Linked DNA regions of Mus musculus: regions 1 and 3 are each linked to region 2. Evidence: chromatin loops called from intact Hi-C (ENCODE). Cell type or tissue: gastrocnemius. All regions are shown on one strand. Region 1 overlaps Abca17 (ATP-binding cassette, sub-family A (ABC1), member 17). Region 2 overlaps Amdhd2 (amidohydrolase domain containing 2). Region 3 overlaps Abca3 (ATP-binding cassette, sub-family A (ABC1), member 3).

Region 1 (8,000 bases), 150 kb after region 2:
GAAGAGTCACAAAAATAAACCATCCAGACTAACTGGGAAGAAGGGAGAAGAAGGGAAAGTCAAAACTTAGAGACAGCCAGGCTCCCACAGGTGTATAAGACAAAACAAAGAAAAACAAAGAATAAAATACAACCACCAGCCATAACCCTCCCCAATCAACCAGCTCCCCTGTAAGGGAACCTAAAACTACAGACAGAGCTGAAATGTATGAGAGAAAATTCACAGTCTTACTTTTTAAAAGAATTAATGAGCAAACAAGAAGATACAAACAAATGCATGAACTAAGAAAACTTACCCAAGACCTTGACAATACAGTCTCCAACGTGAATGAGCTAGTCAGTAAACTGAAGGAAACTTTCAAAATGTGGAGAAAAATTCAGTAAAGAGATCGAAACATCAGAAAAAAATAATAACTAGAATTGGGCAGTGGTGGTGCACGCCTTTAGTCCGAACCCTTGGGAGGCAGGCAGATCTCTCTGAGTTGGAGGCCAATCTGGTAACAATAAAACAAAGAAAGAAAGAAAGAAAGAAAGAAAGAAAGAAAGAAAGAAAGAAAGAAAGAAAGAAAGAAAGGAAGGAAGGAAGGAAGGAAGGAAGGAAGGAAGGAAGGAAGGAAGGAAGGAAGGAAGGAAGGAAGGAAGAGGAAGAGGAAGAGAACCAAATAGAGATATTTGAAATCAAGGAGATAGTCAATCAAATACAAATCCCAACAAATACTATCATTAATATATATATCCTATATATTCATACTCTATAAAAGGATAAATTCCTGTGATGGAGGGCCAAGTAGAGACAATAATAGCAACAGACAGATAAGGAGTTAAGGCATTGTAGTGGCTATTCCTGGTTGTCAACTTGACAATATTTGGAATGAACTACAATCCAGAATTGGAAGGCTCACCAGTAACCCTTATCTGGAGGCTTGGAGAGCCTTATCTGGATCTTGATATGGAGATCTTGAGCCATAGTGGCTATGGATTCCAGAAGATTGAATCTCCGAGTTTAAGAAACACACCTTTAATCTGGGCTACGCCTTTCATCTGGGATTAAAGGTGTGGTGGAACACACCTTTAATCTGGGCTACACCTTCTGCTGGAGACAATATAAGGACATTGGAAGAAGGGAGTCTAGCTCTTGCTCCTTCGCCTGCTTGCTGCGTGAGACTGAGTAACTGCTAGATCCTTGGACTTCCATTCACAGCTGTGACTGAACAATTGTTGGGAATTGGGCTGCCGACTGTAAGTCATCAATAAATTCCTTTACTATCTAGAGACTAGCCATAAGTTCTGTGACTCTAGAGAACCCTGACTAATACAGGCATTAAGGAGCACCAGTGAAATTTCCAAGCAATCTGGGATATATTCAAAAGGTCAAACATAATAATTCATGGTATAGAAGAAGGAACAAAGATAAAATCAAATGCACTAAACAGACTATTTAATGAAATTACAGCAGAAGACTTTCCAAACACAGAAATAGACACCCAACCACAAGAGGTACAAAGAACTTTAAGTAGACCTAACTAGAGAGGAAAGTCTCCATGACAGGTCCAAGTCAGGATGTCAAGAAAAGCAAGTAGTGGGACTTCCTGCCCACCTCCCTGTCTGTGTTGGGATTTTGTCGGGATTGAGCTTGTGTTGGTCTGGTACATGCTGTCAGAATCACTACTCATTTATACGTACAACTCTCCTGCTCCAGGACAGACCTACGTCCAAGAAAGCAGAACACAGACTGAACCCTGTGGGGGAGCGGGGACAGGGAACATGAAAAAACCTAAAAGTTGGGGAGGTGGGGAATTGAGGGTGGAAATGAGAGGAGGGAGTTGGGTAGTGAATATGATCAAAATACATTGAATGAAATTCTCAAAGACTTAATAAAAAATATCACTAGGCATGATAGTGTACACCATTAGGCTCATCACTCAGGAGGCAGAGGTAGGTGGATCTCTGTGACTTGAGTTCAGCCAGGTATACATAGCAAGTTCCAGGCCAGCCAAGTTCTACCTAGTGAGACTCTTGTCTCAAAACAAACAGACCAGACAAGAATGAGATGACAAAATTTATGTGATGTGTATTTTATCTCAATAAAAACTTAAAAATTGGGGCTGGAGAGATGGCTCAGAAGTTAAGAACACTGACTGCTCTTCCAGAGGTCCTGAGTTCAATTCCCAGCAACCACATGGTGGTTCACAACTATCTATAATGAGATCTGATGCCCTCTTCTGGTGTGTCTGAAGACAGCAACTGTGTACTCAAATAAAATAAATAAATCTTAAAAAAAAAAAAACTAAAAAACTAAAAAATTGGGCTGGCGAGATGGTTCAGCGGGTAAGAACACTGACTGCTCTTCCAAAGGTCCTGAGTTCAAATCCCAGCAACCACATGGTGGCTCACAACCATCTATAATGAGATCTGATGCCCTCTTCTGAAGACAGCTACAATGTACTTATGTATAATAATAAATAAATCTTTGGGCCAGAGAGAGCAGGGATTGAGCAAGCAGAGTTGACTGGAGTGAGCAGAGGTCCTAAAATTCAATTCCCAACAACCACATGAGTACAGCTACAGTGTACTCATATACATGAAATAAATAAACACATCTTTTAAAAAAACACTAAAAATTTGAATGCAAAAAATTGATAAATATTCTAGAAGTCTCTTTTGTCCTAATATTTGGTCTTTACTTTGATACGTGATTTTCTTTGCTACAGAGAGATCCTTAATTCCCTAGAATTATCTAAACGAATGGAGTGTCTTTTGTTCTAATGAGGTGACTCTCAGCACACTGTTGGGTAGCTTTAGGAGTTGGGACTGGTCATCGGAAAGACTAAGCTACGATCGGAACCTCTACTCCCCTCCTCCAGGAAAACTTGATAACTAATCCATCATGCTTACATAATAAAACTTGTGCAAACATTTCTAAGCTTCTCCATATGGGGTTCCTGGGTTGATAAATGCTTCGAAGAGCTGGGAGGGTTTGCCTCCTAAGGAGTGTGGACAACTTACCCCTTCCCAAGGCCTTGCTATATCTGCTTCATCTGAGTGTTACTGTAGTCATCCTATCTATCTATCTATCTATCTATCTATCTATCTATCTATCTATCTATCTATCTATCTATCTATTTATCTATCTTTTATTTCTGCAATGAACTAGTCACTATTAGTTCATGTTCCCCAGTTTTGTGAGCAGTCACAGAAAATACTGAACCTGGGGCGTGAGCTATGGAAGTGACTTGAGTTTGCAAGTGGCATCTGAAGTGGAAGACGGTCCTGTGGGACTGGATGCTTGGGTTGATGGGGAGAGTTAGCCAGCTACAGGTTGCATCAGGTCTAAGTTACAGGATACCCAGTCAGTGTATACAGAACTGGATCAGACAGGAAACTGCCTTCCCACATCTAGTGTCAGCATGTGGAGAAACTTATATATATGGTCCCTTAAAAAGACCCCACCCACCGGGCGTGGTGGCACACGCCTTTAATCCCAGCACTCGGGAGGCAGATTTCTGAGTTCGAGGGCAGCCTGCTCTACAAAGTGAGTTCCAGGACAGCCAGGGCTACACAGAGAAACCCTGTCTCAAAAAACAAACAAATGAACAAACAAACAAACAAGACCCCACCCAACCCCAGACTAAAGCAGATGAAACAGAGCGCCTCTCTTACCATTCTTAAGGATGGATCCAGACCCACTTCCTCTCTCTTACCATTCCTAAGGATGGATGCAGACCCACTGCATCTCTTACCATTCCTAAGGATGGACACAGACCCACTGTCTCCCTTACCGTTCCTCAGAGTGGACACATTCCCACTGTCTCTCTTACCATTCCCAAGAGTGGACGCAGACCCACTGTTCACCAACTCACCTGACCGTAGAAATAAAGGTGGTCAGTTACTGTAAAGTTATCAAATAAAATGTCATGCTGTGGGCACCAGCCCAGGCTCTTCCTAATTTGAACCATGTCTTTTGAAATTTCACATCCATGGATATATGCATGTCCTTTTGATGGAGTAATGAGACCTAGAACCAAGCAGAGAAGACATCCTAATGTCATTTTCAGTCAGAGGCTGTAAGAGCAGGAATGCCTAACCATCACCCTGGCTCAGGGGATCTAGCACCCTCTTCTGGCGTCCTTGGGCATCAGGCACATACATGCATGCAGGCAAAACATTTATATGCATCGACTAAAACAATAAATCTTAAAGTAGGTGGTAATGACGAATGCCTCTAATACCAGCACTCAGGAGGCAGAGGCAGGAGGATCTTTGTGAGTCGAGGCCAGTCTGGTCTACAGAGGGAGTTCTAGGACAGCCAGGGCTACACAGAGAGAACCTATCTCAAAACAAAAGAAGACAATGCCACCACCACCACCACCACCACTACCACCACCACCACCAAAACCCACTTAAAAAAAAAAAACAACAAATGATGTTTAATAAGTTCCACCATGGAAAGATAACTACTGTTAAATTTTAGATATATAGCTTTACCTAGTTTTGTTTGGTTGTTTTTTGGTTTTTTGAGACAGGGTTTCTCTGTGTAGCCCTGGCTGTCCTGGAACTCACTCTGTAGACCAGGCTGGCCTCGAATTCAGAAATCTACCTGCCTCTGCCTCCCAAGTGCTGGGATTAAAGGCATGTGCCACCACACCAGGCACCTTACCTAGTTTTATACACATTTTATTTGTTATTTATGTTTGTTGTGGTAGAGATAGATTGAACCTAGGGTTTTACATAGGCCAGGTAAGAGCTTTACCAATGAGCTAGACTCTTAAACCCCATATATTGTGTTTATACTAAAATAAAAAATATATCTTGTTCTTTTAGAATAACATTTTCTTTTCTGTTTTGTGGGTTTCTAGTTGTTTGTTTGAGACAAAGTTTCTATGAATGCTGAGCTGCCCCTTGCTTTGCCATATAACTCGGACTGGCCTAAACATTCTGACACAGACCAGGCTAGCCCTTCTCGGCATGCACTAAGATGCTTAATTTCACTGCTTGCTGTTGGCCGTCGCGTGCTTGTTTTTAGTATAATGGTGTATTCAGGCTATTTGTCTACAGGAAAACTGTATCTTTTTTATTTTTCTTTCTCTCTTTTTTTTTGAGATGAAGTTTGATTGCATAGGCTAAACTTTTGACAGACTTTATAGCCATGTACTTATTAAACATCATTTGTTGTTTTTTTTTTTTTAAGTGGGTTTTGTTGGTGGTGGTGGTAGTGGTGGTGGTGGCGGCATTGTTTTCTTTTGTTTGTTTTCATGCATGGCTAGAAACACATCATTAAAACACACATTTCTTTACACGCCTCAGTTGTGTGCGTGGCAGGGGGCATAAGACCCGAGGTGGCAGAGAAAAGCTCAAGGGAGCCAGCTCTCTCCCTCCACCATAGAGGTTCTGGGGTTTGAATTTAAGCCTTCAGCCTTGGTGGCACGTGCCTTTACACGTGGCGCCACCTCACCAGCTCAGATGTGTAGAACTCTTCAGAGCTAAAACAGACCTCATGGTCACAGAGCATGGCCTGTGCCCTTCCCAGGAAATCTCTGTGTGAGGTTTACTGTACAGTGTGACTCTGTGGTGTCCTTGGCGCCCGACTGCCAGGATCCCTTTCCCTTCAAAGCTGTCACACTCACACTGGGGATATCTCCCCCTGCTCAGTCCTCCTGTACCACCCCCCCCCCCGAACCCTGGCACAGCTGTAACACCTGCAATACACACATAAGATGGTTCAAAGCTAGCTGTGACTTCAGCTCCAAGAGAAACACCTTCCCTTGCCACTGTGGCGAGTTTTAACACATACGTGAATGTTGAAGCCAGAGGCCAACCTCAAGTGTCATTCCCTGGGAACTGTAGGCCTTATATCGAGAGATAGCTCACTCTCAGGGACTGGAGGCTTGGCTGACTGGGCTGGGCCGGTTGGCCAGAGAGCCCCAGGGATTCACCTGTCTCTTCCTCCCTCCGAAGCACTGGGATTGCAGTGGGCACTGAACTAAGTCATTGTTTTGTGTGGCAAGCTCCCTAACACGGAGAACCGAGACTATGATGAGGAGGGCCTCTACAGCTATGCAGAGTATATCAGAGTATATCTTCAGCTATTCAGCTAACAAGAGAGCAGAGCCCAAAGCCAGGCGTGGTGGTGCACGCCTTTAATCCCAGCACTCGGGAGGCAGAGGCAGGCAGATTTCTGAGTTCGAGGCCAGCCTGCTCTACAAAGTGAGTTCCAGGACAGCCAGGGCTACAGAGAGAAACCCTGTCTCAAAAACCAAAAAAAAAAAAAAAAAAGAGGAGAGAGCGAGAGAGCAAGAGAGAGAGAGAGAGCGAGCAGAGACCAAACTCAAAAATGCCCAGCTGCCTTTAAAGGTCAGTGTGTTCTCTGGAGCATGACATCTTGGAGCCCTAGAATGCTGCAATGGGGGCAGCGTGTGCACGCGCGCACACACACTTGTATGCCCACACATGCTCACACACACACACGTGCTGGGAAAGTACTCAGTCATTCATTTGGACCCCCGGCTCTTTAAAAAAGAACAAACTTCTCCCGTTATAGGGAAATCCACAAAACTGGCCTCTAGGATGAGGTAGGTGTGTCAGGCTAGCAACCACTGCTACTTTCCCCTAGGCTTCCATATCAGAGGTCAACCACATACAGAGGCCGGATAGATGGCTTAGAGGTTAGGAACACATACGGTTCTTATTGCGCACCCAAATGCAGGCTCTACCTCACAACCACCTATAACTCCAGTTCCAGTCGATCAGATGTCCTCTATGGCCCCTGCAGACAACTGAACTCACATGTACATACCTAAAGACAGGCATACATATAATTAAAAATAAATCACTTTTTAAAGGTGACAAGGTGTAGGAGCTGGGGGGGATAGCTGGTAAAGGGTTTGTCCTGCAGGTATGAGGACTGTGTTCAATCCTCAGCACCCATGTAATCCCAGCTCTGGGGAGGCAGAGGCAGGCAGATACCCAAGGCTCCTTGGCTAATCAGCAAGCCTCAGGTCCCCATGGGCAAACCTGTTTCACGAAGCAAGGTGCACAGCTCCAAAGAATGACACTCGAAGCTGACCTCTGGTTTCCATCCACACACCCACAGCCACATGCACTACATACATACCCAAGGATAAAAGGTGACACTACTCTAGAGTAATTATAGAAAGCATTTGTGCAGGGTAATAGTGGTGGCACACACCTTTAATCCCAGCACTTGGGAGGCAGAGGCAGGCGGATTTCTGAGTTTGAGGCCAGCCTGGTCTACAGAGTGAGCTCCAGGACAGCCAGGGCTATACAGAGAACATGTCTCTAAACAACAAAACAAAACAACAACAAAACAAAGAAAAAAGTTTCATGTAAATTTTAACAACAAAAAATGTAAATAACTTCAGAGAAAAACTAAAACTTGATAAAGTAGAAAAACAATACATCATAATACATAAGGTTGGGGATTTTTCTGACATATTATTCTCTCTCTCTCTCTCTCTCTCTCTCTCTCACACACACACACACACACACACACACAGAGTACGGAGCTGGATATAATGGCACAAAGCTATAACCCTAGCACTTGTTACTTGAGGCTAGCCTGGGCTACACAGCAGATTCTTTCTGCAAAAAATTATGGCCTTGGAAGCCTTGTGCTAGGCAATGTCCTGGGGAAGCAGCTGGATTCTCCTTTTCTACTGAGTATCTGCAGAGCTCATGAATGTCATTATGTGTCTCCTAGCGGCATCCTTTTCACTAAGCCAGAGTTAATTTTTTTTTGGTATGGTCTATAATTTTGTTAGAAATCTGTGATAGAGCTTCTACAATCTTGCACTCATAGTGGGCATTCACCAGTATTTACGGTTCAGCCTTCCAGTCAATGAAACCTACGTGCTCTGTGCAAACACACTGTCCCAGCACTGTGGGTCCAGAAGGAAACAGGGCAGATTCTTAGGGGATAAGATGGGATGGAGAGACAGAGAAATCACATACACATACAAACAAAATGCAGAAATCCTGGCCTCA
Region 2 (8,000 bases):
CTCACAACCATCTGTACCGCTACAGTGTACTCATATACATAAAATAAATAAATCTTTTTAAAAAATCATTGTACTACTAAACTAAAAAGATAAAACAAGGAAGAGGAAATGACTCAGGGATAGGAACATTACCTCATAGGCATGAACCCACTTAGAAGCTAGGTAGGTACTCAGTCAACACTCAAGAGGTAAAGACAGAAGATTCTTGGAGCTAGCTAGCTATACTAGCCTATTTAATAATCTCTAAATTCATTTTAAAGAGCCTGCCTAAATAGAATCAGGAACTCAAAGAAGATACCCAGTGTCAACTTTAGGTCTCCACATGTATGTACATACACATGTAAATGCATACATACACACATATAAACAACCTCCTGTTGATCCTGGACATTTATATGCACTTACAAGAAACAGATCAAAGTTCTAACAGAGAAAGAGTAAAGTCGGAGAAGCCCGCCATGCCAGGTGTGGAGGAGGCACATGCATTTAAACCAACACCTGGGAAGTGGAGGCAGGCAGATCTGTCAAACTCAGGCCAGCCTGGTCTATGAAGTGAGTGACCAGTCACCGTGACCAGTCAGGGTCACACAGTGAAACCCTGTTTCAAAAAGTCAAACCCAGGTTTTTGTTTTTGTTTTTTTCAAAATAATAAAAAAGAAGCAAGTTAATAAATTTAAATCCAACAATGGCTAGCAAATGGCTCTGCAGGTAAATGTACTTGCTGCCAAGCTTGGTGACCTGCCTGAGTTCAGTGCCTGGGACCTAATTGTCCTCTAACCACCACATACAGGCTGCGGCACACGTGCCACACATACATACATAACTACATGTAAAATACTTTTTAAAGATCCACAGAAAGTGAGGCGTGTTGCTGGGAAAAACTGCTCGGAGACAGAGTGCTTGGCCGAGTTGAATGAGGCCCAAGGTTCATTCTCTAGCATGGCAAAAGTGAGATTCGGTGGCACGCCTCTAGCTTTAACACACTGATGAGTAAGGTAGGAGGATCTCAAGTTCAAGGCCAACCTTGGTCACAGAGTGAAACCCTGCCAAAGGGGAGAAAAAATACAGTGGAGATTTTTCCTCCAATACAGGCGTGAAGGACAGGCAAGATGGCTGAAGTAGTGTGAAGGCACCTGCTGATCATGTTGACCTTGAGTTATGTCACCCAGACACCTCACAAGGGAACCTACGGCTACTTCTCACACCAAGGCACTTCTCTTTTTAAGGTAGAAATTTAATATCCAGCCTTGATCAGCCTAGAACTCATTATGTATGCCAGGCTAGGCTTAAACTCATAGAGATCTTCCTGAATACTAGGATTAAAGGCCTGTAAGACCTGGTATGTATATATGTATGTATGTATGTATGTATGTATGTATGTATGTATGTATGTATGTATTTAAAGATCTTTTTTAATGTTATGTGAGTACAGTGTCACTGTCTTCAGACATGCCAGAAGAAGGCATCAGATTCCATTACAGGTGGTTGTGAGTCACCATGTGGTTGCTGGGAATTGAACTCAGGACCTCTGGAAGAGCAGTCGATGCTCTTAACCGCTGAGCCATCTCTCCAGCCCAAAGCCTGTTTTTCAAAAGTTGTGGTTTTTTTGGTTTTAGTTTATATAAAGTTTTTATGCACAGTGTGATGTTGGGAATCAAACTTAGGAACTTGAACAGAGTTAGGCACTCGATCTACCTCTACAAGTTCAGTTCCCAGTAAATTGATATAAAGTTAAAATCAAAATGAAAGCCTGAGGCACCAGGAAATGGTTTAGTTGGAAAAAATGCTTCCTTTGCAAACACGAGAACCTAAGTTAATTCCCGAGTCCATCTTGTGGAGGACCCAAGTTCAGTTCCCAGCACCCAATCAGACAGCTCACAACTGTCTGTAGCTCTACCTCTAGGGAGATCCAACACCTCTGGCCTATACCTGTACTCATGTGCACATACTCCACAAACACGTGTACTACCCCCCCACACACACACAGACATACCTCTCCTGCCACCCCCACACACAAATGTTTTAAAGGTAACCGTGCAGGTGACTAGAGCAGAGGAAGGAAGCAGAAGGCTGGAGGGCGATTCTGTCTCCAGGATCTTCATGCAGGGAAAGACCTGAGCTAGCCTTAACCAGGTAACTCCTCTTACCTCTGTAAAGACAGAGCACCTGTGTGGGAAGAGTCTGGCTGCCCACCTCAGGGCAACGAACAGGAGGGGAGACGGTCTTACCTGGCCTGGTTCAGCTCACTGGTACCCAAGTTGAGGGAGGGGGACTGTCTTTCCCTTCCCAGAATCCCTTGGGTCTACAGAGTATCTTGAAGCTAAGTATGAAGTAGCTTGAGGGGAACATTGTGAGGTCATGGGAGGGCAAGAGGATGATGGGAACCATCTTAGAAGGGGCTGGAAGATGTCTGGTGTGCACACAACACTAGCTGCACATGGTTCACCCTGTTTCTCTGTCCTAACTAATCCTCATGTAGGAGTGAGGAAACTGGGGTTCAGAGATTAGAAACTTCTACCGATGTGGCACATCTGGACTGTTAAATACTTTCTGCTATGTAACAAATTACCCCCAAAACATTACCTCAAGATGTTTTGGAGTTAGGAGCACAAAAGTGGCCCAGACCTACAGTTAGGCTCAGGTTTCTGCCGGCTGTGTCAAGGTGCAGCGACAAATGAGTGTAGTAGCCTGTGTCTTCAAATCCAGAGGCAGAAGGATCCCAGTTCAAGGATAGTCTCAGATACACAGCAAGCTTAAGTCTGTGCTGTGCTAAATAAGGCTCTGTCCCCCATCCCCCAATCAAAAAAAAAAAAAAGCAAACGTCCCAGTCGTTGAGAGGTCTAAAAGTTTGTTGCTACAGAGATGGGCTGTAGACCTCAGCTCCTCCCACGGAGATGTCTGCCTGCCAGGTCTGCTGCATCTCCCCAGACAAGCGGCCCCACCTGGAAAACTCTCCACTTAAAGTGTGTTCTTTTTTACAAAAACCATTAAAAGTAAGTTGCAATCTGGGTCATTAAAACAAGCACGACACCCTGGCTATTATCATGGGGAAAAGACAGGTCCCTGTGGAGCCCCTCGTGGTACACTTTCCTTTTTTTTTTTTTTTTTTTTTGGTTTTTCGAGACAGGGTTTCTCTGTATAGCCCTGGCTGTCTTGGAACTCATGGTACCCTTTCCTTACAAATGCCACCCGGGCACTCCAGCTGGCCGGCCAAGGGACCCTGAAATGAAGGAAGGATTCAGGGGTACCGCAGGTCCTGCTTGATGCTACAGGCGTGCTGACTCAAGCTTACAAATGGACTCTGCCTATGTTTGTTCCTTTAGCTAAGTCCAAGGGTTTCACCGGTCCCACAGCTCTGTGGGACCGCCTTGGACCGCGGTTGTTGTGATTGGACCTTGGGAGGGGGAGTGGGGGAGCCTCCGGCGGTGGGCGTGACCACCGTGGAACCCTGCTGTACCCACCCGCTGGGGTGAGCCACTCCTCCATCCTGCTGGAGCCTGCCTGGGTGGTTAATGTCGCTGGCCACACCCGACTCCAAACTAGGAGTAATTTCTGCCACGGATGACCTGGACCCCTGCTCAGGAATCATCAGCGGGTCTTAGGAACACCATGTTGCCATGACACTGGAGGTAAAAGGACACGGTTGGGTCCTTTGGCGCGCGGGTCTCAAACCTGAGTTCAACTGAACCTCGCAGGCTGCTACACAGCGCCCGCCGCCAGATGGCACCCATACTTTCTGCAGTACCCAAGCCTTTTCCTCCCGGACACACTGGGTATAACTGTCCGCCTCCACCAGGTGTCTTGGGAGCACTTGTACTGCTCCCCAACTTGTTCTGCACACTACCACTACAGTGACTCAGCTAACCTCAGGGAGTGGCTGTCCCCCAATCCACACCCATACCACAGGCACGTCTGATGCCGTACCAAAATCACCTAAGGCTGGGGCGGCAACTGTGCCCCAGAAACCCCAGGCTGAAGTAATTGGCACAACTTTCTGTGAATAGCCCTCCAGCTCTGAGCCATCAACAAGGGCAAGCTTGTGATTGCAGTAGGGGACTAATGCCAGTGACAGAGTATGTTTGGAAAGTAAAAGTTCTGGAGATAATGGTGTGGTGAATGCATATAGCTACAGAACGTTACAATTAAGAGTGGTTAAAGTGGGGCTGGAGATGGCGCAGTGGTTAAGAGTACTTGTTGTCTACTCTTCCAGAGGACCCTGGTTCAATTCCCAACACCCACATGGCAGCTAATAGCCATCTAACTTCAGTCCCCCGGGGGATGCAGTGCCTTCTCACAGTACCCATGTGGTGCTCAGACATGAGTGCAGGCTGAGTATCCACACTCAAAATAAAATAAAAAGAGAGTGGTGGTGACAGGGGTTGAAGGGCTGGTTCAGAGGCTAAAAGCACTGCTCTTAATAAAGGACCCGAATTCAGTCCTCACATCTATTATCAGCAGCTCCCAGGATAACCCATGTTTCCAGTCTCCTCCAGTGACAGATGCCTATACACATATACATGTGGACATAGGTAAAGCTTTTAACTGGCTAAGAGACCAGATGAAACGGATAGTTCTGTGGTCAACAGGACCTGAATTCAGCTCCCAGCATCGATCCTCTGTAACACTCGCTCCAGGAGACCTGACATTCTGTCCTGGCCTCCTTGGGCACCTGGAGACCTGACATTTTCTCCTGGCCTCCTTGGCACCCGGATGCACATAAATGAACATACATTTTTTTTTTTAATTTTTAAAACTTTTTTTGAGATAAGGTCTCTCTACATAGCCCTAAAACTCACTCAGTAGATCAGGCTACCCTCAAACACAGAGATTCTGTCTCTGCCTCCTGAGTGCTAAGATTAAAGGCATATTAAAATCATTTTTTAAGTGGATAAAGTGGTAAATTTTGGGTGTGGGGATGTAGCTCAGTTGAGACTGCTTGCTTATCATGAGACACTGAACTCAACCTTCAGCACCAAATACAATGGCTGTGTGGTACACACCTGAAGGCGGAGAAAGGGGAAGCAGGCAAGCCCTGGCTGCACAAGACATCTCAGTTTGCTGAGACTGTGCTACCTAGGCTGACCTCCAACTTGATACACAGCTAAGGTGAGCCTTGAACTCCTGGTCCTCCTGCCTCTGCCTTCCAAGGGAATTACCAGCATGTACAACTATGCTGAGCAACTTTATACTCTTTAAAGATTTGTTCTTATTATTTCTAATTATACGTATGTGAGCATGTCTGTGTGTAGGGATGTACAGGTGCCCTCACGGGCCAGAAAAGTCAGAGCACCCAAACCCCGAGTCCTAAGCAAGCTACTGACATAGGTGCAGGGGCTTGAACACAGGTTCTCTGGACAAACAATAAGTGCTCTTAAACACTGAGCCATCTCTCCAGCCCCATCTTTTTGTTTGTTTGTTGTTGTTTGTCTTATTTTGAAACAAGGTTTCTCTGTGTAGCCCTAGATGTCCTGGAATTCACTCTGTAGACCAGGCTGGCCTCAAATTCAGAAATCTGCCTGCCTCTGCCTCTCAAGTGTTGGGTTTAAATATATGTACCACCACTGCCCACTTTAAAAAAAATAATAATCCAAATTCCTAATTGCAATTCCCGAACCCCTGAGCCTTCTCCCAGCTGTTCTGCCAACAGGCAGACCTGCTTGACTCTGTCCTCTGCTGAGGCCGTCTCTCCAGCCTCACAACCTTCCCAGTGCTAGCTCCATCATTTCTGGGCAACCCCACAACACATAGCTCACTCATCTGAGCCCCTCCTGACTGCCTATCCAGTGCAGCTGCATGAATCCACTGAAAGTGGACCTGGGCAGAGCAGGGCCAGCTTTGTACTAGAAATAGAACTCAGGACTACGTGCATGTCAGACAAGCTCTCCACTACAGAACTGCACCTTGACCCTCCTGGTCAACATTCATAAAGAGTTTGAGAGTGAGACCTTCCACCAGTGGGAGGTTTCTACAGGCTGCTGAGTCCTGCTAGACTGGCCTCACGTGACACATGCTCCCCCTGTCTTTTGTGCTTGTCACACTCCAAGAGTTGGTCAGTCATGGAGGGGTGTGGCTATGGCACAGACCCAGGTTCTCTTACTTACCTCTCTCCTCATCGAGGTTGCCAGCATGCTGGCTTTCTTGGGTTGAGAGCATACCTAGTGACTAGTGGGTGGTGGCTGGTCCTCATGTGCCCCTGCCTACCAAGTTACTCTCCCCAGGCTGTTGCTCTCAGACAGTGGGAGGCCCAAGAGCATCTTATTTTGTCTGCATATTTTCATTTTCTTTCTTCCCTTTTTAAAATATTATTTCAAGCTTTGGCCTGAAATCAGTTCCTTCAATGGGACCTATATACAAGTGACCTAGGACATCTGTTTGCAACCTCCTATTCCAAGATATAATGTACATGACAGGGGGAAAGACTCACCTAACTACCTCAGGACCCAAATGCAAAATTTCCCAGACCTGACCTCTGACCTCTGGCACATACTCACACATTGCAGCCATTCTTAGAGTCCAAAGAATCCCCAAAGCTTGTACAGTGAAGTTTCCAGGAAGCCTGATAAACCACATTCCCCGGGAGGGAGGACGGCAGGCTAGGGTGCTCTTGCCCAGGTGGGCCTAACAGGACAAACAGAGCAACAAGGCCCAGAGCTGCCCACAAGCACTAGCTAGGGAATGCCAGAGCCACCAAACATGGTGATGAAGCAAGGCTTGTCAAAGCCATTTGGGGTCTTTGAAAAACACCGCCACAGGGAATGGAACTTTTGATTCCCTAAGATGGTGCTAGGCAGGTCTGGCAGGTCAGGGAGCAGTGGGTGGAGTCCTGGGCCCAAATTGGAGGCCCTTAGGGCACCCATTCCAGCATTCACTACTAAATTACCCCAGGCCCCAAGCCAGCATGGTTACATTTGAACTTTGCAGTGGAGAGCTTGGAGCTATGGTCTCCATCTGCCATCTAGCTCAGGGTCAGCCACCCATCACTGTCTCCAGCTTCATCCAGGGACTTCCCCTCAAACTCTCCCACCCACTTCCAACCCTAACACCTTCCTGGGGGTCTACAGGCCTCTAAACAGATCTGACCTACAGAGAAGCTCCTGTACAGCACCCAACTCTTCCGGGTCCCAAGTTAAACCCCATCCCAGCTCTCAGGGCAACAGCAGAAACACCAGCAGCCCGCTGAACACAAGCATAGCTCAAAGCATGACGCAGACAAGGCAAGTCCCACTGTCTGTATTTATCCAAGCCACTGCCTCCCCTCCAGGAGTGATGACTGAGGTTCTGTTTTAGACATAGGGCAGGGCTCTCAGCTTGCTCCCTGGAGACCAGCTCCGTGGACTGCCTGGCCTCTCCAAGTGTCCTTTCCAGCCAAGACCCTCAGTCACGGCCCAGCTTCCTCTGCCTGCCACACCAATTCACCAGAGATGTAAGTGGCCTGGACATGGAGAGTGTCGTCGAGCACCACAAAGTCTGCGGCAGAACCAGAGGATGAGAGGAGACGGTGGAATGGTCCATACCCTACTGCGGGGTCATTCATAACTCAGCCCAGGAAGAAAACTGAGGCCGTCTAGGAATGTAATCTGGACTGGTGGGGGAGCTGGAAGCAAGAGTATCAACTTGGCACAGTGAGGGTCCCTGTAACCCTCACATGGCCTGATGTTATATGCCAGAAAGCCAGGCCAAAAGCAAGTGTCGTAGCACATGCTTGTGATCCTACAAGGCAGGACTGCAGGCTCGTCAGGGCTATATAATAAGACCCCATCTCAAAAACAAAACAAACAAAACAGTAAGGGCCAGTCAGCAGATGACTGAGTCGGTAAAGGAGATGGGGAGGTATGGTTTGCCTCCAAGCCTGACTTAGTTTGAACCCTGGGACTCACATGGTAGGAGAGAACCAACTATAAGTTGTCTGTGCTGGGAGCAGCCCCAGACTCAGCCCCTGCATGGGAACTCACCTGCATCAGCACCAAAGTCCAGGCTCCCCTTGGTCTTCTCCAGCCCCA
Region 3 (8,000 bases), 240 kb after region 2:
AGGGGGTCTGTGAATGCCCCAGTATGCCATTAGCCTCACATCGGTCTGTTTTGAGGAGCTATTCTAAAAAAAGCAAGGGTAATTGTGGAGAGATAAGCAGAGTCCAGGAATGCCAAGGGAAGACATCTCTTGAGCCAGAGAAGTGCAGTATGGTTTAGTGCCTATCCATCCCGCCTGCCTCACAGCCTCTCATTCCTGCCTTCCAGCTGAAAGGCCTCTCTCTCCAGAAGTGTCCTGAGGAAGTCAAGCAGATGCTACACATCCTCAGCCTGGAGGACAAGCGTGACTTACGGTCCAAGTTCCTGAGTGGGGGCATGAAGCGCAAGCTCTCCATTGGCATCGCCCTCATAGCGGGCTCTAAGGTATAGGGCAGGGGCCTGGCCTCTCGATGCAGCCAAGGCAGGCTCCCACACAAGGACAAACCCTGGGTGGCGACACAGCTTATCTAAATTTTCTTGATTAGAAGACAGCTTATCTAATGAAGCTGCAGAAGGCCACATAGCACAGCCATCCTGAGCCTGAGATACAGCTCTGTCACTGTCACACGACTTCATTCACCTCTCCCCTCCAGGTGCTGATGTTAGATGAGCCCACCTCAGGCATGGATGCAGTGTCCAGAAGGGCCATCTGGGACCTTCTCCAGCAGCAGAAGAGTGACCGCACCGTCCTGCTGACCACTCACTTCATGGACGAAGCTGACCTGCTGGGAGACCGCATCGCCATCTTGGCCAAGGGGGAGCTCCAGTGCTGCGGGTCTTCACTATTTCTCAAGCAGAAATACGGTGAGCAGTGGGCAGCAGGAGTCCAGTCAGCCTCATGACGGGGCCAATGCCCTCTGGGAAGGAAGGGTCGACAGTAACTGGGCAGGGCAAGCTCTAGCTTTCTCTCTTGTCCCACAGAGGTTTGTAGGAATGGTAAAGCAGGAATCTTGTGTGGTGGGGCTCTCGCTAAGCCACATCAGGGCTACCAAGATCAGGAGCCTGTGGGAGTAGACAGGAGTCCTGGAAGTGCTTACCATTGCTTTCCTACATGGAGCGCTGAGAGCGATCTTCACTGCACAGCCCAGTCTAATAGGTCGCTGTGTGGAGTGCCTGGTTTGCTGTTGTCGCTGCCTGGTCTAGCATTAAATCCCTGGCTCCTACCCTCAGAAGGCCCCGTGGTTCCCATCTCACCTCTCTCCTGCACCATGCACATACCCTAGAGATACCCAGCAGAACCAGAGCAGGTTAGACAGGGGCCCCATCGTCCCCGGTGGCCATGTATCTAGTGAAGATACTGGGGTACCTTGATCAAGAAGGAGTGGTATCCATCTCTACTAGGGCCTCAAGAGTTCTGCTTGCAGCTTCTTGCCTGTCTGCCCAGTTAGCCAGGCCATTGATTTCCCTGGGTCCAACACCCTTGTCTCTGAAGGGAATAAGAGCAAGCCGTTTCCTGCAAAGCATTGTTGGACGAGAAGCCAGATAGAGCTCAGTATTCGCAGTGCAGTCCCACAGCTCCCGCTGTGTCCCTTCCTTCCCTGCAGCCATGTTCAGCATGAACCCTCCAGTGCACACACACTCACATGCTTAGACTATTGCTGTGCTTCTATCCTCGAGCGGTCTCTGGCCTCTATTAGGTGTGCCTGGCTACATTCAGTGAACAGTCCCCAGCACTATTCCCCCAGTAGGTTGTGGGAGGTAACACTCAGCGCTGCATGGAAGAGCCCGAGAAGCATCTGCTCTGGCCCATTTGCACCCATTGTGCAGATACTTCCCCGTGATTCTGTGTGGCGTGGCAGAAGAAGTGGGACCTCCGGTGAGCCTAATGCTTGGTCCACGTGTTACAGGAGCTGGCTACCACATGACGCTGGTAAAAGAACCGCACTGCAATCCTGAAGGAATCTCTCAGCTGGTGCACCACCATGTCCCCAATGCCATGCTGGAGAGCCATGCTGGGGCTGAGCTGTCCTTTATTCTTCCCAAGGAGAGCACGCACAGGTATGTATCCTAGAGAGCCACAGATCCAGATCCGGGAAGGCCCCGTGGCTGTGAGGGCTCTAGACCCTCTCTGTTATAACTACTGAGCACCTCTCAATCTTTAGGTCGGGGATGGGCAGTGGCAGGGTTAAGCACCAACTGGGCTTGTGGGACAAAACTGGAGTCCCACATCTGCTCAGGGGTAGGGCCGCTGGGCGAGGTGGACTCGGGAAGTTTGTGCTGCAAACCCCACAGAATTGCCAGGCAGGTATAGGGATGTGAGAAGCCTTGGGATCCTGCTCTGGGGGTGAGGAAAGGGCACAGTCTGGGGTACCCGTGGAACTGCTGGAGTCAGGCACCACAAACCGCTGGGCACCTCAGAAGAGCCAGTTCTCGGGTCCCTGGGCCCACGGAGGCCAGGGACAACAGGTTCTCACTCTCAGACATCGCACACACCGCTGTATGTCTCAGTGGGGACCCTCAGGCAAACTCTGGCCTGGGGACCTGTCTTAGTCAGGGTTTCTATTCCTGCACAGACATGATGACCAAGAAGCAAGTTGGGGAGGAAAGGGTTTATTCAGCTTACACTTCCATACTGCTGTTCATCACCAAAGGAAGTCAGGACTGCAACTCAGGCAGGTCAGAAAGCAGGAGCTGATGCAGAGGCCATGGAGGGATGTTCATTACTGGCTTGCTTCCACTGGCTTGCTCAGCTTGCTTTCTTATAGAACCCAAGACTACCAGCCCAAAGATGGTACCACCCAAAAGGGGCCCTTCCCTCCTTGATCACTAATTGAGAAAATGCCTTCCAGCTGGATCTCGTGGAAGCATTTCCCCAACTGATGCTCCTTTCTCTGTGATAACTCCAGCTGTGTCAAGTTGACACAAAACTAGCCAGTACAGGACCAAAGGGAAAAGGGTAGAAGAAGAGTTCTAGCAGGTTACCGCAGGGAGGGCATCCCTGGGCAGGTTTGCTGCGAGTGGTGGAGACGGTGGCTAGAGCACAGGGAGGCTTCCAGGTGAGAGGTTAGATACTCAGCTCCGTAGAGGGAGACCTGCTCCATTGCTCCAGCACAGCGGGTCCCGATGAGAAGAGGTAGTCCATGGTTTTAAGGTGTTTATTGTAGAAAGGCAGAGATAGGGAGAGAGTGGGGACGGAGAGGCTAGCTATGGCCATGTGGAAAGAAGGAGGAAAGGAAGGGGGAGAGGGAAAGAGCAAGAGAATAAGAGGTAAGAGAGTAAGAGAGCAAGGAGGGGGCAAGCAGCTCCTTTTATAGTGGGCTGGGCTACCTGGCTCTTGCATTAACTGTGGGGAGGAGCATACCTGACTGTTGCCAGGTAACTGTGGGGGTGGAGTCCAGACAATACCAGAAGCTTGGGGCATTGCCCACATGACTGATGGCCACTCTTTGCAGGGGGAGGCTGTGAGGCGACACCGAACACCTTCTGTCCCTTAGGGTCACTGGGGTTCCAGGCCTGTTCTTGACGGGGACCAGGCTGTCTGTGCACAGCTCACCGCCCTACATGGGCAGAAATTGCTTATTACTTACTACAGCAGAGAGAGATTGCTGGTACCTGAGGAGGACAGATATACATCAGACAGGCTAAAAAAACATCCACTTCTTGTCTGCATTCATACCCACACAAGGTCTCCCTTCTAACACCAGCTTGAATATATATAAAAGTTCTTGCCAAGCATGGTGGTGCATACCTGTGATCCTAGCACTTGGGAGACAGAGGCAAGAGGATCATTTCAAGGTCATCCTCAACTACATCGTGAGTTCAAAGTCAGCCTAGGCTGCATCAGACCCTATTCAACCTCCCTCCAAAAACAAGTAAATACATTCTTTAAAACATATGTAGAAGTACAAACAGTTATTTGTGGAGCTACCATGCATTTGCAGACAAATTGTGAGTGTTCAGAACTTCTCTGTCTCAGGATTAGAAGCAGTCAATTCACCCATTCCCTTGCTCCTCTCCTCCTCCTCCTCTTCTTCCTCCTCTTCCTTTTCCTCCTCCCTCTCCTCCTCTCCTCTCCTCTCTTTCTTCAACCACATAAAACATTTTGCAAACTTAAAAAGTCCCAGACTTTAAAAATTCCAAGGTTTCAAAATCTCAGTCTCAGACGGGCAGTGATGGCGCCACACTCCTTTAGTCCCAGCACTTGAGACAGAGGCTGGCAGATCTCTGAGTTCAGGCCAGCCTGGTCTACAGAGCAAGTTCCAGGACAGCGAGGACTCCACAGAGAAACCCTGTCTCAAATAAACAAAAAGTCTAAAATCTCTATAAAACTCCAAATCTCTTTCAAAACTTGAAATCTCTCAACTGTGGACTCCTGCATTTAAAAAAAAAGTTAAGTACTTTCTTAGTCACAACCAAATTAAAGCAAAAGCAGACTCCATCTGTGTAAATAAGACAGTGTCCAATGTCTGATTCACTGATGATTTTCTGGGATCCTCAGACTTGGGCCGCTTCTCTGGCGCCCTCTACAGCACACACAGATTGTCTCCTGGTCTCAGGCTGACTCCACTCAACAGCTGCTGTCCTTGGTGTTCATCCCATGGTACTGGCATCTCCAAAATGCTGGGGTCTCTGCTGCAGGTGGGCTGCACCAATAGGCTTTCCTGGGCTCTCTTCAAGAATTCTAGCTCTGCCACACAGTGCCAAGCCTCAGCTGCTCTTCATGACTCCTCCATGCCTTCATACCAGTACCACCTGGGGGGTCTCCTCACATGACCAAGTGTGGCTCCCAGAATGAGGTACCTGACGAGGGCACCTCTGGAATACAGCTGCTGTGTGCTGACTCTGAGGAAACACTTCCCAGAAGATTTCACCTTAATGATGCTGGTCTTAATCCCAGTTAATTTCTCAACTCCAGCTGAATAGCATTGATTATCCCAGCAAAGCAAAGGTTTCATATTAGCTACTCTGGTATCTTGTTAAGCACAGCTGATTCACCATCTACAGTAACTAGGACCACAAACTAACTGAAAAATCTGCAGTAACCTCAATAAGGTGACTTAGACTTTCCCTAGAACTTTACAACCCAGGCCTCCATCCTCTGCATTTCTATTAACACCTTTCTAGCTGCCACAGAACAGCTCACCAAAATTTGAACATATAATGGATGTTCTAACCCAAAGTTGCAAAGTCCACGATTCTCTCAAAAGCACACTGTCAGGTCTCTCTCGGCAATCAATACCCCACAATCCTTAAACCAATGTCTGCCTTACTATCGCTTTGATGAAACACCATGACCAAGAGCGAGTTAGAGAGAAAAGGGTTTGTTTTGCTTACACTACCATGACTGTTCCTCCCTGGAGGAAGTCAGGGCAGGAACCTGGAGGCAGGAGCTGATGCAAAGGCGGAGGGGTGCTGGTTAGTGTTCCGCTCAGCCTACTTCCTTATAGAGCCCAAGACCACCATCTGAGATGACCCCACCCACAATGACTGGGCCTTCTCACATCAATCAATCATTAAGAAAATGCCTTACAGGCTTGCCTGCAGCCTGATCTTATGAAGGAATTTTCTTAATTGAGGTCCCCTCCTCTTAGAAGTTGACATAAAACTAGCCAGCACATCAAATATGATTATGTAAGGTTTTGAAGAGGTTTCTAATGGTTTTTTGTAACAGAGGTTCAAACCCAGAGCCTCATGCACTCCACCCCCAAGCAACACCCTCCAACCCATGTAATGATTTTACGTTTCCCTCCTGTGTATGAGTGATTTGCCAGAGTGTGTCTAAGCGTTACATGTCTGCAGTGCTCCTGAAGGCCAGAAGAGGGCGCTGGGGGCTGAACCCAGACCCTCTGCCAGAGTAGCAGTTGCTCTTCTGAGCCCTCTCTCTGGCCCAGTGATTACGATTTGCAGTAACATGGTGTCCTATGGCTTGGGTGCAGCATGGTTTAAAACACCACTATTACGCACTCATTTCATATTTTCAAAAAAGCCGTGTCAGTCATACCATTTTAGGGAGCCCGCGTGTCTGCCATCAGTGACTGTCCCTGCACAAGCAGCCAGATCTCCCGGAAGAAGCAGCTTGCTTCCCTTCCTGTCATCAGGATAAGAGCATGCAACTTTTCAGGGGGTGGTAGGAGAATAAGACAGGGTCTCATTATGTATCTCTGGCTGTCCTGGAACTCATCTATAGGCCAGGTTGGCCTCAAACTCAGAGATCTGCCTGCCTCTGCCTCCTAGTGCTGGGGTCAAAAGTGTGTGCCACCACACCCCGCAGAGAACATGTACTTTTGTCATGGTTGCTTGCTTTGAGTAAGTTTTTGTTGCTATTTACTAGTTAGTTAGTTAGTTAGTTAGTTAGTTAGTTAGTTTTTCAAAGCAAGGTTTCTCTGTGTAGCCCTGACTATCCTGGAACTCACTCTGTAGAGTCAGCTGTCCTCGAACTCAGAGATCTGCCTGCCCCTGCCTCCTGAGTGCTGGGATTAAAGGTGTGCGCCACCGCATCCCAGCTTCAGTGTTCATTGAGTAGGTGGGCAGATACTTGATTGCCACCTTCTCCATTCTGCCAGCTAGAGACAGAATGGTTTCACCACAAGTTGACTTGGGGCGCTACGTCTGGGTGGTGTCTTTGGCTCTGTTATATGTTTTTGGATGTTAATAACTAGCAAGCTTTGGCCCAGGACTATCTTCATATCACCTGTTCCGTCGGAGCTTCTTATGGCTGCCTGGTTCCTGTGTGCTGTGCATCACATCTTTTCCACTGTGGTTCCTTACAGTGTCATCTCAGTGTCCCCACCCTACCCAACTAGTAGCTGGCAGAGGTTAGTTGTGTGAGCTCATGCTTGCTAGTTTGCTTGGTTCTCGGTTGTTCGTAGTTCTTTTCTGGTCTCAGAGGTGGAAAGATGAGCAGGATGACATAGTCACCCCTCTCCTCTCCTCTAAGTTTTTCTGTGAACCTAAAACTGCTCTAAGAAAACTAAGCACTCAGGATGGAAGTGTAGCTGCAGTTCACTAAGAGAACACAGTCGCCGCCTCAGACTTAATCTCCAAATATATTTTTGATTCTTTTTTCTTTTCTTTCTTTCTTTTTTTTTTTTTTTTTTTTTGGTTTTTGGTTTTTCAAACTCACTTTGTAGACCAGGCTGGCCTCAAACTCAGAAATCCTCTTGCCTCTGCCTCCCGAGTGCTGGGATTAAAGGTGTGTGCCACCACGCCCAGCCTGGAGATTCATTTTTAAAGAAGGAAAAATGTCATTGCAATATCATTCTAACCTGTCTTTTCCTCCTTGCGTACAGAGGCAATTATTTAGGAACAAATTATTTGGAAGGTGCCCGAGAAAGCCTTATTGCCCTGGTCTTCTTTCAGGTTTGAAAGTCTGTTTGCTAAACTGGAAAAGAAGCAGAAGGAGTTGGGCATCGCAAGCTTCGGGGCCTCGGTCACCACCATGGAGGAAGTCTTCCTTCGGTCAGTAGGTGTGGGCTTCCGTCCGTCCCAGACCTTTATGGGAGATGATGTTAAAGGGTTCTGCTCTGGAGCACTGTCAGAGCACAGAGATGAGGGCAGAGGGTAGGGGCTCGGAGCCAGAATTCAGATATGAGTTTTACAGGCACCAGCATCTTCAGGAAGCCATGGCCTCTGTGTGACAATCATCCACACCCAGGCCACACAGAGCTAGTAAGTTCTCTGAGGCGTGGGTCACCCCACGAGATTTATGCTTCTACGCTGGAAGTGTGAGGGTTAACTCTCATATCCTTAGAGTGCCAGACCATTGCCGTGGTTACTGGACATTTCTAAAATGCTTGTTTAGCTGGTACAGTGCTAATAACTGGAAGTAAAATATATGCTTAAGCAATTTTTTTCTTCTTGAGGAAACCATGGTCAGAGGAGGCAGAATAATAACGCACCAAAAGTTTTAAGACCTTGAGTTCAAAGGCAGCTGTGGGGACGAACAGGAAAAGCCAGCATTACAGCAGGGAGAAAGCACAGAAGGAGTCTGTGCACCTGGGAACAGAACAGCCAAGAGGGAGGGAGGGAGGGGGAGGGAGGGAGGGAGGGGGAGGGAACAGGTGTTTGCTCACCTGTACGACT

The links. Hi-C counts contacts between places; a loop is a spot of excess contacts. Peaks named below come from ENCODE experiments on the same cell type or tissue, not always from the same donor. Only the 100,000 strongest peaks of a DNase experiment are listed, where the experiment ranks them.
Region 1: a loop joins it to region 2, with 4 times the contacts of the local background. A loop is called at or near these places in 7 of 42 quality-filtered maps.
Region 3: a loop joins it to region 2, with 11 times the contacts of the local background. A loop is called at or near these places in 11 of 42 quality-filtered maps.

The regions. Positions count from the first base shown.
Region 1 is chr17:24,303,587-24,311,586 of GRCm38, forward strand. Abca17 (ATP-binding cassette, sub-family A (ABC1), member 17) reads right to left here. Exons shown (of 31, transcript NM_001031621.3): 13 at 3,860-4,014. Among named protein-coding and RNA genes, the nearest start is that of Abca17, 43 kb to the right of the region's middle. In gastrocnemius, a CTCF peak has its summit at 4,118 (motif pointing left); a DNase peak (open chromatin) is centred at 4,110.
Region 2 is chr17:24,148,619-24,156,618 of GRCm38, forward strand. Amdhd2 (amidohydrolase domain containing 2) reads right to left here. Exons shown (of 11, transcript NM_172935.4): 10 at 7,953-8,000; 11 at 7,215-7,467. The coding sequence ends at 7,379. It also overlaps a transcript of Pdpk1 not described here. Among named protein-coding and RNA genes, the nearest start is that of Pdpk1, 11 kb to the left of the region's middle. In gastrocnemius, a CTCF peak has its summit at 3,728 (motif pointing right); DNase peaks (open chromatin) are centred at 3,474 and 3,717; H3K4me3 peaks cover 934 bases; H3K27ac peaks cover 822 bases.
Region 3 is chr17:24,385,611-24,393,610 of GRCm38, forward strand. It overlaps Abca3 (ATP-binding cassette, sub-family A (ABC1), member 3), which reads left to right. Exons shown (of 33, transcript NM_013855.3): 16 at 207-362; 17 at 572-782; 18 at 1,826-1,976; 19 at 7,278-7,376. Among named protein-coding and RNA genes, the nearest start is that of D330041H03Rik, 25 kb to the right of the region's middle. In gastrocnemius, CTCF peaks have their summits at 4,444 (motif pointing left) and 5,730 (motif pointing right); DNase peaks (open chromatin) are centred at 4,466 and 5,748.